Regions from separate parts of the Homo sapiens genome. Here region 2 is linked to region 1. The links are chromatin loops, found by intact Hi-C in ENCODE. Cell type or tissue: heart right ventricle. All regions are shown on one strand.

Region 1 (8,000 bases):
CCACAGGGGCCTAAGTAGAGGGCTAATACACAATGGCATTCCTAGGAGCTGGGTGCGTGTGCAACCAATAGGGTATTGCTTGACATATGCAATCAAAGGCATCAAGAATGGATGATGAAGGCTGGGCGTGGTGGCTCACACCTGTAATCCCAGCACTTTGGGAGGCCAAGGTGGGTGGATTACCTGACGTCAGGAGTTCAAGACCAGCCTGACCAACATGGTGAAACCCCGTTTCTAGTAAAAATACAAAAAAATTAACTGAGTATGGTGGCGGCCACCTGTAATCCCAGCAATTCGGGAGGCTGAGGGAGGAGAATTCTTTGAACCCGGGAGGCAGAGGTTATGGTGAGCCAAGATCGCGCCACTGCACTCCAGCCTGGGTGACAGAGCGAGACTCTGCCTCAAAAAAAAAAAAAAAAAAGAATGGCTGATGAAAAAGTAGAGGTCAGCTGAGCGAACAATGCCAGTGTCATCATGCCCCCTCATTAGTAGGACCATATGTAGACAATGTGAAAAAATGGGGTTCTAGCCTAGGCCCACTTACAGTGGGGCTCCCTCACACTCATTTGGTGGTCATCATCCTGGTTCCAGAATCCATGACCTGGGTGGGCACACTGAGCCACTAGCAATATCCCCACTTGACTCTGTGACTTGTGAAGTAAGAGGAGTAGTATCCTACTTATAGCAGGCGGTGGCCAATCAGAAACAACAGCACAACATAACAGGTGGAATGGCAGAGATTAAGACAATCTTCGGAGACTTTAAAGGATACAAGGGTGGTGGTCTTCATTACATCCCCATTTTTTTTTTTTGAGACAAGGTCTAGCTCTGTTGCCCAGGCTGGAGTGCAGTGGCACAATCTTGGCTCACTGCAGCTTTGACCTCCCAGGCTCAAGCGATCCTCCCACCTTTGCCTCCTGAGTAGCTGGGACCACAGGTGCGCACCCCCATGCCCAGCTAATTTTTGTATTGTTTTTTGGTAGAAACAGGGTTTTGCTGTGGTGCCCAGGCTGGTCTTGAACTCCTGGGCTCAAGTGATCCACCCACCTTGGCCTCCCAAAGTGCTGGAATTACAGGAATGAGCCACCACGCCTGGCCTATATCCCCATTTTATTACCAGTCTAGCCCCTGTAAAAACCAGATGGCTCATGACAGATGACAGTAGACTTCTACAAATATAATTAGGTGATAGCCCCAATGGAAGCTGTTAATCCAGAAGTGTCTTCTCTAGAACAGACGATCACTGTCTTTGCAAATGTGTTCTTTTCTCACACCCATCAGGAAGTAGGATCAGAAGCAGACTGCAGTCACTTTAGATGGACAACAGTGAACATTTATGGCCCTGTCTCAGGGCTACGTTACTTCTGAAAATACAGTCAGAAGAGTTCTGCTGTTACATAGAACAGCCCACTGGTCTACTTTATTGATGTCATTGTGTTCATCAGACCTGATAAGCTGGAAGTGATAAATATCCTAGACACCCTGGTAGGACACACGTGCTCCAGGGGACGAGAGAGAGACTAGAAAGATTCAGGTGCCTCACACAATGCTGCAGTTATTAGGAGTCCAGTCATCTGGGGCGTGTTGCAATATCCCCTCCAAGGTAAAAAACAAGTTATTTCGCCTTATATCTTGGCCCATGCAGAAAAAAGTGCAATATTTAGTAAGCCTCTTTGGTTTGGGAAGCAGCATACTCCATGCTTGGGATCATCTCTATGACCAACTTATTGGCTGGCTCAGTGCTGCTGGTTTTGGCTGGGGTCCAGAACAAGAGAGCGCTCTGAAGCAGATTCAGCCTAGGAGGCAAACAGGACTGCTGCTTGGGCCTCATGTCCTGGAAGATCCCTTGGTTCTGGAAGTATCTACAGTAGACAAAGACGTTACATGAAGTCTCTGGAAATTCCCTGTAGAAGCGATACAGCACAGAACCCTAGAATCCTGGAGCAAGGCCATGTCATCTGCCAGATGAAAGTATACACCATTCGAAAAGCAGCACCTTTCATGCTAGGGGACCCTGACCCTGGTGAAAACTGAGTGTCTCACATGGGACATCAAGTGATGCTGACACCAGAACTGCCTCTTAGGAGCCAGCAAACCACCAGACATACTGTTGGTGATTCCAGCAGGATTCCACCGTATGATGGGAGGGAGCAGTGTGTTTGAGATCAGGCTTGAGCTAGTACAGAGGCCACAAGTGAGCTGTCAAACCCAGCCACCCAGACCCAATGCTACCTAACCCTCCTGCGCTATACTGAACAGCATCCCCCAAATTCATGTCTACATCAACCTCCGACTGTGACTTTATTTGGAAATAGGGTCTTTGCAGACATAATTAGTTAAGATTGGGTCATACTAGATTAGGGTGGCCCTAAATCCAATGAATGGTGTCCTTACAAGAAGGCCATGTGGGGGCCAGGCACAGTGGCTTACACCTGTAATCCCAGCACTTTGGGAGGCCGAGGTGGGTGGATCACTTGAGGCCAGGAATTGGAGACCAGCCTGGCCAACACAGCGAAACCCCATCTCTACTAAAAGTACAAACATTAGCCTGGCGTGGTGGTGCAGGCCTGTAATCCCAGCTACTTGGGAGGCTGAAGCACAAGAATTGCTTGAACCCAGAAGGCGGAGGTTGCAGTGAGCCGAGATCGTGCCACTGCGCTCCAGCGTGGGTGACAGAGCAAGACCCTGTCTCAAAAAAAAAAAAAAAAAAAAAAAAAAGAAGAAGAAGAAGAGAAAGGCCACGTAGAGAAGGAGGTAGAAATGGGAGTTACGCTGCCACAAGACACATGAAGACCCCAGAAACTAGAGGAAGCACAGCATTCTCTTCTAGAGCCTTTGGAGGGACTTTTGCCCTGTTGTCACCTTAATTTCAGACTTTCAGCCTCTAGATCTGTGAGATAATAAATTTCTATTGTTTTAAGCCATCCAGTTTGTGGCACATTTTATGAGAGCTCTAAGAAAAGAATATGTGCACCATCATCCCTCCCTCATCTCACACTGATGGCCAGAGGACAGAGAGAAAAAATGGCCTGGCTCAAAGATGAGTCAGTGGAGTATGTTGATCCCAGCTAAAAATAGGCTACTGCTACTTGACAGATCTACCCGAAGGTGGCCCTGAAAGATGGTGATGAGGAAAAAGTCCTCCCACTGGGCCAAGCACTGGACACAGCACCTAGTGATACCTTTGTATCGAGAAGAACATGGTTCAAGGTCAGTGTACACATGGAATCTTAGGCATAAGCTTTTGGGTTGTGGACTCTCAGAATGGCTTTTGCTGGTTTGTTAAGGACATGGAAGGAATAAGTTTGAAAAATGGGAACCAGGAAGTCTAGGGAAGAGACATACATATGGATAGACCTGGGGAAGAGGACACAAACTATGAAGATCTTTGCATTGCATGGCAGAAGAGGCATTCAGCAAGGAGGCAGAAAGTATGGCACAGCCAACTGATGCTAGCCAGCCTCTTCCCTTGCCACCCCAACACCTGCTAAAACGCCCATGAATGGAGCAGCCCCTATGGCACAGATGGAGGCTCTGGATGGAATGTGTTTCCTCTTTCTGCGACAATTTTCTTCCTGGTATCTATATGCTTGGCTAACTCTCTCTCTCCTGGACAAATACCCCTTCTCAGTGAGACACAGCTGCAAAGGCACATTGATCTGGGAAGCTAGAGAAGCTTCAGTTTTGGGGTACATAATTCCCACAGGCCCTGTGTGTGCTAGAAGTTGCTCATAGTTGTACAACATGGATAGGTGAGGCCAGTTTATGATTAGAAAGCATTTCTATGTCAGTATTCCTGGGAAATTGCCTAATCAGAACATAGGGACCTGTAATGCCATTGTTACAGTAATTACTTGCAATCTTTTCTAATTCTAAATACATATTCAAAACTCTGATTTCCCTTCAGCTGGTATAAATCTTTCACCTATTGTCAAATATTAACTTTAGGGACTAATTTTGTGCTCCAAGTTTGTGTTGTTTTTTTTTTTTTTTTTTTTTTTGAGACAGAGTCCTGCTCTGTCGCCCAGGCTGGAGTTCGGTGGCGCGATCTCGGCTCACTGCAAGCTCCGCCTCCTGGGTTCACGCCATTCTCCTGCCTCAGCCTCCCGAGTAGCTGGGACCACAGGTGCCCGCCACCACACCTGGCTAATTTTTTGTATTTTTAGTAGAGACAGGGCTTCACCGTGTTAGCCAGGATGGTCTCGATCTCCTGACCTCGTGATCCACCCGCCTCGGCCTCCCAAAGTGCTGGGATTACAGGCGTGAGCCACCGCGCCCGGCCCCAGGTTTGTGTTTTTTAAGGAGGAGGGCCCTTCAAATTGTATAAGCTTTGGGTCCCACAAAACCTGGCTGCTCCTGCCTGTCGCAGTTACTTCATGGAACACTATTCCTGCCCCATCCCTGCATCTTGGCACCCGATATCACTTACTCTGCTTCAATTTTTTTTTCTTTTTCATTGCACTCATCGCCTTCTAACATACTATCTGTTTATTTCTGCTTGTTGCTCATTATCTGATTCCCACCATTAAAATGTAAGCTCCAAGGAGCAGGCATCTTAGTGTTGGCTGATGGAAAAACCAAATTTTATCAAAATATTTTAAGAGGTTTATTCTGAGCCATTAGGAGTGATCATGGTCCGGGGCTACACAATCCCAAGAGTTCCTGAGAAAGTGTGCCCGAGGTAGTCAGGTTACAGTTTGCTTTTATACATTTCTGGGAGACAGGAATTGCAGACAATATCATAAATCTATACACAGAAGGGATACATTGGTTCAGTCCAAAATGGCGAGACATTCCGAAATAGGGGCTTACAAGCCATAGGTGGGTTTTAGGGATTCTTTTGTTGACAATTGGTTGAGAGATTTAAGCTTTGCCTAAAGACTTGGAAAGGAATGCCTGAGTTAAGATAAGGAGGTCTGCTCCTGTCCTGTGATGCTATACCAGAATTAGGTTGGAAAGTAAGCCACATTACACCAGGTTAACTTTTTAAAATCCATTTAGCTGGGACTACAGGCATGTGCCCCTTGCCTGGCTGGTTTTTGTATTTTTAGTAGAGATGGAGTTTGGCCATGTTGGCCAGGTTGGTCTCAGACTCCTGGCCTCAAGTGATTCACTCACCTTGGCCTCCAAAAATGCTGAGATTACAGGTATGAGCCACCACACCTGTCCAAGCCTAGAGTTTTCAATACATCAGTTGGGTGCTGGGTTTTAGGATAATTTGGAACTTAAGCAACCTCATTCGGAAAGATAGATTTCTGTATTTAATAGTAAACATGAATTTGAAATACAGATTTTTCCATAGGGAAGAAAGTTCTTTTTAAGAAAAACAAATCTGTTTAACAAGAGTTTATGGTTTATGGGGTTTAACTCCCCAGGCCCCTTATATAGGAATTTGGACAGGAGAAAAAAGATCAGAGTTCAGTCCTCAGGGTTATTTATAGATTCCCTGTGCCTAGTAGAGTGTGTGCTTATACTGGGTACCCAATAAGTATGAGTAGATGAGGAGAAAGAAGGGAAGGAGGGGGTGATGGGGGAAGGAAGAGAGAAAGAAAAGGAAGAAAGCAAGAGCAGATGGAATGATGGTGCTCGGGACCCACTATCCCAAAATATGACTAGAGGAGACCAGAATATGCCACCCCAAAATACACCTCTTTGGCACATTGATTATTTTGAGCTGGTTATTTTGAGAAACTGCAGACATAAGTTCAACTCTGAAAAGTTGTTCTTCTGTAAAATTAATTTACATCTATAAAGGACCTCTTTCCACCTGGTGGGATGCTCCCTCTCTGCACCAGGAAGGAAAGGATGGTTAGATCTCCAGACACTCTTGAGCAGTGGTGAAGGCATCACCTGAAATCTGCGTAACAAGCCTTGTCTTTATTTAAGGAGCTTTTCTTGGCCATCTCTTTGTTTCAGACAAGGGACAGCATTTAAGTCCGAAGTTTAGACTCCTTCTTGGAGAGCTAGTCTAGAGATTCACTTCTCTGTTTTTTTCCCACTGTATACATGAGGTACACATGTTAATAAACCTCTATTCATTTTTATCTTGCTAATCTGTCTTTTGTTACAGGAACTATGAACTAAGCACTGTAGTTCAGAACTATAAAGGGTAGAGAGAAAATTCTTTTCCTCCCTTCTGGAGGACACAATTAAGAGCCATAGCAGCCAGAAATGCCAGCCAGAGCTGATAGGACTCAAAGCGAGGGGTGTCTATTGGCCCTGGTCAGCCAAAATAATAGACCACAAATTCATGAGCCACAAGTGTCACCAGTGAGTGCCATCTGTGCACAGGGAGCAGGTAACTAGAGACATCAACAATGAGGCAAGCAATCATCCAGAAGGCAGCACAAGGAGCTGGGCTTGGGGACCTGAGGCCCCCATCTCCTCACCACCCTGAGACGGCCCTCACTAAGCATCTATATCCAAACACTGTCTTAGGGAAGAGAAGGGAAAGGGGAAAACCTTGGAACACCCGAACATTTACCTGGACTAGAGTATTCAAACCAGAAGAGATAGCTTTACTTGGCAAGCCGTTTCTCCTCCTCCCACAAGCATCCTACATACACAGACTGGAAGTTTGAGAACAAGATTATATCAATAATAGAAAATAAACCATGTGTTCTTTGGGCTTCTGAGTAGTAGTAGATTGCCTTTTAAGGACTAAGTAAAACTAATGATAGTGTTAAAGAAAAATTATCCAATGATGCCTCTTAAAGTGCCATAAGGCAGACTTTATTCAGGACCATTGTGATCGTCTTGGGACCGCTACAATGGAGTCTTGCTATGGTGGGGAGAAATTGGCCTCGACTCTGAACATAGCGTGGGCAAGTGAACTTTTGGCCAAGGAATGGTGGGGGGTGGTCAGTGGATAGAAAATTACTAAGAGGAAATGTCAGGGTAAGGGGGATTCTGGCTAACCTGACCTAATAGGATTCTTGCAGAAGGCAAGCCAGGGCAATCAGACATCATCTGGGGGCTGATGGAGGATGAGGAACCCGATCAGATATCAAGGATGATCAGATACGGAGGGTGGGAGGTTTTGGCTAACTTTACTTAGAAGGGCTCTTTTTCTAAAACTGGATTTTACAAGGAAGTACACAGATGGGCCTAGGAAAAGGCTCTTGAGCAAAGCTTGGCCAAGCCCAGAATCTTTGTGAACAGAGGAACACAGAATAACTGGTGGTATTTCAGTATGTTTTATTCTAAAAGGTCTGAGAGCATCCACCAAAAGGAGGTGTGCCGTCAATATTGTGGACTATTTTATAACATGTCTTTTTTTGTATTTTTACTTGCATGTTGCTTACTTTTGACTAATGACAACATCTACAAAATAAGAGACACCTGGCGATTTTTATTGTGCATGTGTTTACAAAATCTTGCTTCAAATGAATTATATCATTTATAGCACTTTGTCATGCAATCTTATGGCATGCAGCTTCTGCTGTATTAAAAATTAGATTAAATTAATTGGACTTTTAAAACATTTGTTAAACAAAGTAATGAAGTATAAATAAGAATCCCTAATAAATATCTAATTTATACTCCAGGCCCAGGTTCGGGAATACATATTGTGTAGGCACAGACACAGACACACACACACACACACACACACTCTCTCTCACACACACACACACACTCTCTCTCACACACACTCTCACACACACACGCACACACTCTCACACACACTCTCACACACTCTCTCACACACTCTCACACGCACACACTCTCACACACACACTCTCACACACTCTCATACGCACACTCTGTCACACTCACACACTCTCACACACTCTCACACTCTCTCTCACACGCACACACACTCACACACTCCCTCACACGCACACACTCTCACACGTGCACACGCTCTGTCACACACTCTCTCACACTCACACACACTCACACTCTCACACACTCTCACACATTCACACACACTCACTCTCTCACACACTCACACGCACACACTCTCTCACACACTCACACGCACACACGCTCTCTGTCAC
Region 2 (8,000 bases), 210 kb after region 1:
ATTTTAAGTAGTGGCACAGAAAGAAGAGATTAGGAGTTGATCTTCAAAAGGCAGAGAAAATTAGAACTAAGGAATTCCTACCTTTTTTAAAAAAGCTAAAAATAATTTTGGGAAGCTCTTTAGACAGTTCACACTGTTGGAGAAAAACCCTGTGATATGAATGGCTTTGAAACCAGCAGCAGAGAAGTAGGTCCTTTCCTGTGGGTATGGGTCCTGGAATGGATTGGGTTTAGGCCCACTTGGCTCACCTGTTAGGAGGATGCTCCTTGGAGCCAGGCCTTGTGGGTATTCTTGGGCAGCGCTTGACTTCTGAGGACATGGGCACATGTTTTCAAGAGACCAGGCAAATTATAGTTGTCTGGGTACCAATTCCATGTGGCAGCCTCCAGTTAAGTGACATCCACATTCTGGTTACCATAAGGATTTTTAATGACCAATGGTATACTGTAGAAAAGGCACATTTTAGGCATTTAGTAAACTAGAGGTATTGATAACTAATAATAACTAATAGTAATAAGTACTGCTGCAGAGGTACTAATAACTAATAGTAAATGTTAGACTCATTTAAGAGCTGGATTAACAATCATTACCTCTAGCATAACACAAACATTCCTGGGTCTGTGCATTTCACATTCCATTTGTTTCAGAGTCTTGTATTTACTGGGTAAATGCCCATGGGAATTCAAATCATGGTTGGGCAAAGTTGGTTTGAGGGTAGGACAGGGAGTACGGGATTAGAGAGGGTAGAAGAGGTACAAGGGCCTCTTCTGACTTGGAGTGTCAGGGACACATTCATGTCAGGGCTTTGGAAGGGCCTCTTGACTGGGGTTTGGTGTGTGGAGAGTGGAAAGCTGAGTTGGGAAGCCTTCTTCTTTCCTCCTAAATTCCACCCTGATAACAACAGAAAAGCATCTTTGGCCTCTATGACATTAAAATATTTGAGCATTAAGGGTCAGGTGCTAGGCTTGAGAAGCTGTTTAAGCCAGGCTAAATACAACTTTAGTGGAGATGTGCTGAGGAATAGGTACACTGTTTCTTTTAGTAACTAATGTTTAATTTTTAGAGAACACAGCAGGCCTTTTGAAGGCAGTTTAAGGAATGGGTGTGGAAGGGGGTGTGGGGGAAGGAAATCTCAGCAGAATGCTTTTAGATATTTCCTGTTACATAAATGCTACATACTTCTCATGCCTTCAGACTCATAGCAAATAGGACTGAAGCCCGTTGAGGCTTACATTTAATTACTGTTACAAAGAATGTAGAAACTATATAGGTAATCAAAGAACCTTAAAAACTGGCACCAAATGCAACTTTTTCTTTTTCATCCAAATCTTACATTGTGGAATTTGAATGTGGTGTGATGAAATACACTTGGACAAAAAATAAGTGTTTGATTTTTAAAAAATGCTTTTGTTTAATTCATAAGACTTTCTGTCATAGTAAAAGAGTCTGTCTTCAGGTAGACATTCCAGATGACAAAGTGTCTCATTTATGGAGTCCCCAGAGTAGTAACTTGATACATTTATGTAGCAGTGTTTTAATGTGTGCTTGTGATGAAGAGTGCCACACTGATATCATACTGTTAGTATCTACCTGTAATGTAATAAATTGAGATCTTGTGTTAGTAATGAGAACATACAAGTTAAAGCTTTCTACTTCTAATTTTGTCCTACATTCTTTTTTTCTCTCATTTATGTTACTCCCTCCCCCAGATATAGCCAGGTTTATCTGTACTAGTGGCTAAAAGACACAGATACTGAAAGCTTTTTTTTTTCTTCCTTGATTTCAGGGAAATTGATAGAATTGGGTAAGGCATTTGGGGTATTTGTCTGCTGTAGCCCGTGGCATTCAGGGATGAGAATAGCCATCAAACTTGTAAATATTTTCTTTATATAAATGTCATGTCTGTCAAGTTCATTGCAGTGCTCCTGTGTCGGCAGAATGTCTCGATTTCAGAACTGGCTATCCCTTGGCTGCTCATTCTGGACAGTGCTCTTCACTTTTGTGAGCCATAGTGTTTTGTAAGGTGGAGCCTCATTAAATCTATCTCACAGGATATTTTTTGCCTATAAAGGAGTTGGAATACATGAGTGAAGCAGGCCTGAGTTCGTGTATATTTGAAACATGCTTCAGCAGGGCCATGAGAAGTCTTGTTTCAGTTGGTGAACAATCTCAAGTCATTTACTCACTTGTTTTTGAAATTAATTCAACCAATATTTGTTGAATATGTATAATGTGTGTTATTCTGTGTACTCTGAAGTATACAAAGATCAGTGATTACAGCCCTGGACCCTCAGGTGTCTAGAATATATAACTAGAAGGTAGTCAATATCATAAGAAAGGTAAGATCAAATACTTTGGGATCCAGGGTAGTCAAAACCTTATTGGATAAAAAGGTAATCTCTCAGCTCTGTGTCCTGAGAGCTGAAGCTCTCCTAAGTTGAAACAATGCTCTTCTTGAACTATCTCCTCACAAATTGGAAGCACAGAGTTCTGTAGGTCTTGCACCAGAGCTTAGACATGTAGTTAATACCAAGGCACCATGTGGCTGGGCAATATGGTTTCTGTCCCAGCCTGTATGACGTCATATATGGATTTGTCATTTGCACCATGGAAATTTCACATCAGGACAAACCACCATGGTTTGTGAACATGGGACATCTCTGAGGAACACAGAATTTTCATATGGCCACGGAGTGTGGTTCTTCTCTGTGTGAACTCTGGTGTTGATTTTTAAAAGGCATGCACTGATTCGAGAAAACCTAATTTTATATACTGGAGTTAGACATACCTAGGAAATAATTCATCCCATTAGACATTTATTGAGAACCTACCGTATGCTAGACATTGTGGGGATAATGATGACTCAGGTTAGTGAGGGAGAATAAAGCCTTTTATACACATAGCTCGAATACATGCAGAAATGATAAGTGAGAAGAGATACAAGTGAGAAGTGTGGCAGAGATTTAAGGGAGAGAGAGGTTATTTCTGATAGATGTGCATTTGAGTTGGGCTTTGTGTAGAGCTGTCATATCTCCCAGTCTGCTTGGGTCAGCCCCAGTTTACTCCGGATGTCCTGATGTCCCCTCCAATTAACATCTTTCTGGTCAAAATTGTTCCAGTTTGTGTGATAAATTATATGGATGGTCCCCCTAGCTTTGAGAATCAGGTAAGACTTGGCTTAGTGGAGATAGAGAACAGTCTAGGTAAAGATAAATGGCATAAACAAAAAACATGGGTGATGGAACACTTTGGTGCACTTAGAAAAAACATGTTTAGTTTGACTGTAGCTTTGGGAACAGGAAAGGGAATCACTGGAAATGAAGGTTGGGAGGTGAGTTGAGGTCAAATTTTGAGTATCCTGAATGCCAGACTAGATACCTTGATTTTATGTAGTTGGCCATGGAAGTTTGTGATTTTTTTTTTTTTTTGAGATGATGTCTTGCTTTGTCACCAGGCTGGAGTGCAGTGATGTGATCTTGGCTCAGTGCAACCTTTGCCTCCTGGGTTCAAGCGATTCTCCTGCCTCAGCCTCCCGAGTAGCTGGGACTACAGGCGTGCGCCACCATGCCAAGCCAATTTTTTTGTATTTTTAGTAGAGACAGGGTTTCTCCATGTTGGCCAGGATGGTCTCCATCTCCTGACCTCGTGATCTGTCCACCTTGGTCCCAAAGTGCTGGGATTACAGGCATGAGCCACCACGCCCGGCTGACTTTTTTTCTTTTCTTTTCTTTCTTTTTTTTTTTTTTTTAAGATTTAGAAAGATCCTTGTAACTACTGCGAGATACAAAAAAGGGCTCTTTTGGGTAACAGGGATTTAAAACAAAATTCTTAGGACCCATTGCCAATTAAGGATCATTTAGATATTTTTCTAAATTAGTGGGAAAATAAGATATAAATTACTACAGTGTACAGTGAAATGTCACAAAACCTAAAAAAATCATTAAGTTTTAGACCATGAATTGACTTTGGATCTTTGAGTCAAACATTATCATTTTATAGAAGAAGAAAATTGGCAATCAGACAGATTGTTAAATGTCAAAACTCTCCCAGCAAGCTCTTCATAGAGATGGGGTTAGAACCTAGATGCTGTGGTTTCTTGTGCAGCGGGTATTTACCTTTCCTATAGAGCTTTATTTTGGAGACTCCATTATTGACTGTTGTTGGGGCCACATCAATGTCTGCGTCTTGACTGAGCTGTGATGGAACTTATCATTCCGTCCCTGGGTGTCATTGCCATTATATGCACTGGCTGTGGTGGAAATTGTTAAGGATAAAAATGAAAAAATGAGGACAACAGATACCATTCTCATTCAGTGAAATAGGGTTTCAAATTATGGCATGTGAATACAAGAGTTTTAAAAAACTCTTTAAATATGAAATGTCATTTTATGGCATATAGTATTATAATTTTTTTTTTTTGAGACAGAGTTTCACTCTTGTTGCCCAGGCTGGAGTGCAATGGCACGATCTCGGCTCGCCACAACCTCTGCCTCCCGGGGTCAAGTGGTTCTTCTGGCTCAGCCTCCCGAGTAGCTGGTATTACAGGCGTGCACCACCACGCCCGGCTAATTTTCTGTTTTTAGTAGAGATGGGGTTTCTCCATGTTGGTCAGGCTGGTCTTGAACTCCTGACCGCAGATGATCTGCCCGCCTTGGCCTCCCAAAGTGCCAGGATTGCAGGCGTGAACCACCACGCCCAGCCTCTAAAATTTATATGTGCATATTTAAAAAACATTCAGAAGTTGTAAAATCAACAGAATTGATCAGTTAGGTATAAACTTACAAATCATTGGCACATGAAACTTTTAATTTTGCTTAATCATTATTGATGCTCCTTGAAATTTTACGTGTTGCTATAAAGCTGTTAAGAGTTGAGGAAGGACTGACTGACAAGTACGCTTCATGTGTTTTTTACACATTTATCGAAGACTGGAAAACCTGCTAGATGAATTCTAAAAGAGCTGTAACACGGACTCAAAGCTTTTAAAATAATTTTTTTTTTATTTTTTCATAGAAGTGGAGTCTCACCATGTTGCCAAACTATTCTTGAACTCCTGGCCTCAAGTGATTCTCCTGCCACAGCCTCCTACAGTGCTGGGATTACGTGTGTGAGCCACTGCACCTGGCCATGTTTTTCTTAATCATTATGTTTTTTGGGTGGCCATCAGAGAGACCCTGTAAAAAATATGATTTTGGAATGACCATGGGATACCTAAATAATAGGGTGAATATATTTATGCATATAAGCCTAATTTGTTTATATAATATAGTATATATGTTAAAGGAAGCAAGTAATTTTGGAGATTTAAGACTGTGCATAAAGAAGCATTAAAGTGCTACAAGTTCCCCTCAAACCAGTGAATCACTAAATTTCTAATAATTATATTATCAAGTAAATATTCATGTAAAATTATGTTTTCATTGCAGGAACACTTTTGAAAACCCGATTTCTAGCTAGCTTTAATATAAGCAATTAGGTAGACTTTTACCTAAGTAGAGAAGCTGCTGTAAATCACTACTTTCTCATGGATACTAATTTGAGCTTCAAAAGAACAGTATCATTCAAAGGATGCTTTTATTTGGAAAGTAGGTTTTCAAGTTACTTGAAGGATAGTTGGTTTGTTGGAAAAAGTGAACAGAAAGCTATAGCAGAAATAATGCTGAGAGGATTAGTATTCCAGATGCTTATTAACTTAAAAAGACACGAACATTAGATTAACAGTTATTGTGCCGTTGGCCAGAGAATGATTTCCACTGTAGAAAATAGCGGGTCATGCTTGATCCATTATCTGTCTTAAAACAGATTCAGGAGGCAGACACCTAGAGTCACAATGGGGGACCAGCTAACCAGTTCAGCCTCACTGAGGCTCGAAGTGTATAAACTAAAACATTCCATAGCCTTGCACAAACATGCTCTTCAGACACCTGACAACAGTTTCAGGGGCTTCCTTGGACAAACTTTCCAGCTCTCAAGTTCTGGAGTCAGTCATTAGGATGCCTGTGGGGTACGTGGACGGTGGGTGGGGTAAAGAGGAAAGCACTTTCGAGGAGAGCAGGCTTGGGAACATGTATTGCAAAGGGTTGGCACAGGGAGAGGTAAAAGTCCTGAAGGTGAAACCTGGGGAGCCTGGGATGCTGAGATGCACTTTTGTGACATGATTTTGCATTTCTGTTGATTTTCATACTATTTATTGAGAGCACGGTAGAAATAACAGGGAAGAGAAATAAATAGTCATCATGTTGTGATTTATTTATTTATATTTTTTTAAAGTGACAGGGTCTCGCTCTGCCAGCCAGACTGGAGTGCAGTAGCATGGTCATAGCTTACTATAACCTTGAACTCCTCAAGTGATCCTTTTGCCTCAGCCTCCTGAGTAGCTGGGACTACACTAGCTAATTAATTTTTTTTTTTTTTTTTAATAGAGAGTCTCGCTATATTTCCTAGACTGGTCTTGAACTCTGAGCTTCAAGTGATCCTCCTGCCTCAGTCTCCTATTATGACATTTAGAAAAAGTAATTTCTTCAAATCAATTTGGTTTTCCACTTTGTAAAATGAAGAGAGAATGTAACTGATGAGAGCTTACAGTGACATCCATTATTTCAGATGCAACCATAAGGAAGCTTTTCTAATCAAAGGCCTTCATTTCTTCTTTGTACTGTTTACAGGGTTCTTAACACAAACTGCCTTAGATTATAAACATTTCTGCATGTGCCTTATCTTTCCAATTAGACTCAGTCTTTCCAATTAGCCTCATTGAGAGCAGGGTCAAGGGTTAAAAATAAAAGTGAAAACATTTATGTTGTGCTTTAACTCTTTATAGAATACTTTTCATATATATTATTTGGTGTCTTTTAACAATATATTGACTGGGATTTCCAAATGAAAACTGGAAGAACAAGGTATAATATTTATGTTTTAAAATTTGATTTAAGATTCACTAGAGTTTAGTTATACTAAAAGTGTATATTGGTAATATCTTCATATTTTTATATTATGTATTTTGGAGTACTGAAAAATATACTTTACATAATCTCTGAGCAAATGTAACTAAAGTTTTATGAGATTTCTTTAGAGGTAAATTTGAAATCAGTAAATAAACATGGTAGGGAAACTTTTCTGACTTTTAAAATTAAAATTGGAAACTTAGTGGGAGATTTTAAAACTTTACGTTAATCAAAGTTATATCTGTAAATGATTAACAAACACTCAAATGGTTCCCAAAGCAAAGACAGGCATCCTGTGACCCACTACTCTCCCCCACACTTGATTCACTGTCTCTACAGTCGACCACATTTACATATTTAAAAGTTTCTTTTGGTATTTGCCGCTGTGTTTTTAAATAACTTTATCTATCTATCTTGACTTCTTAGCTTTGGATTTTGAGAACTGACTTCCCGCCCTGGTTGAGGATTCAGCTTTCTTACTGTGCCTTCCTCATGCACATGTGCCTCCCTCCCCTCATCCTCTTGGTGTTTTCTATCACCTTGTAAAGAAATCAGTAGTCTGTGTGTACATTTTTATGACTATGTAAATATTATTCATGGATGACCTATCTGGTGTACTATGATTGCATTTCCTTTTGTTTTCTCTGTAGTTAATAATCATCTCTTTTTTCCATTGGCTTACTTCTCTATATTCCTATTACCAATTTGTGGCCAGAATTATAAATCTCCTTTCAGTACATTCCAACACACTGTGTATTCTGTTGGTTTGGAACCTCCTGCACCTTCTGTTCTTAATTTCAAGTTTGTCCTGGTTAATCATTGTAACTGCTGCACACTGTCATCCTATGGCCTCCATTTACTGTCATCTTGTAGGTTTCATTTGTCATTTTCCTGTGTTGGGTGCTCATTTGCTGGATATCATGTCTTCCAGTTTTCTTGGTTTATTCTCTGTTTTGGTGGAGTAGCGTTGGAAAGGGAGCATAGATTTGTTGAGGCTTTGCATCTCCACAGATGCCATTATTCTGCTCTCATATGTGATTAATATTTTAGCTAGGG

The links. Peaks named below come from ENCODE experiments on the same cell type or tissue, not always from the same donor. Only the 100,000 strongest peaks of a DNase experiment are listed, where the experiment ranks them.
Region 2: it touches region 1 in a loop (6-fold over the local background); 1 of 110 quality-filtered maps calls a loop at or near these places.

The regions. Positions count from the first base shown.
Region 1 is chr4:182,952,549-182,960,548 of GRCh38, forward strand. No RefSeq gene overlaps it. Among named protein-coding and RNA genes, the nearest start is that of DCTD, 39 kb to the left of the region's middle. In heart right ventricle, no CTCF peak of the experiment used is centred here; no DNase peak of the experiment used is centred here.
Region 2 is chr4:183,164,447-183,172,446 of GRCh38, forward strand. The region is part of intron 1 of WWC2 (WW and C2 domain containing 2); the gene reads left to right. Among named protein-coding and RNA genes, the nearest start is that of WWC2, 69 kb to the left of the region's middle. In heart right ventricle, no CTCF peak of the experiment used is centred here; no DNase peak of the experiment used is centred here; H3K4me3 peaks cover 315 bases; H3K27ac peaks cover 2,065 bases.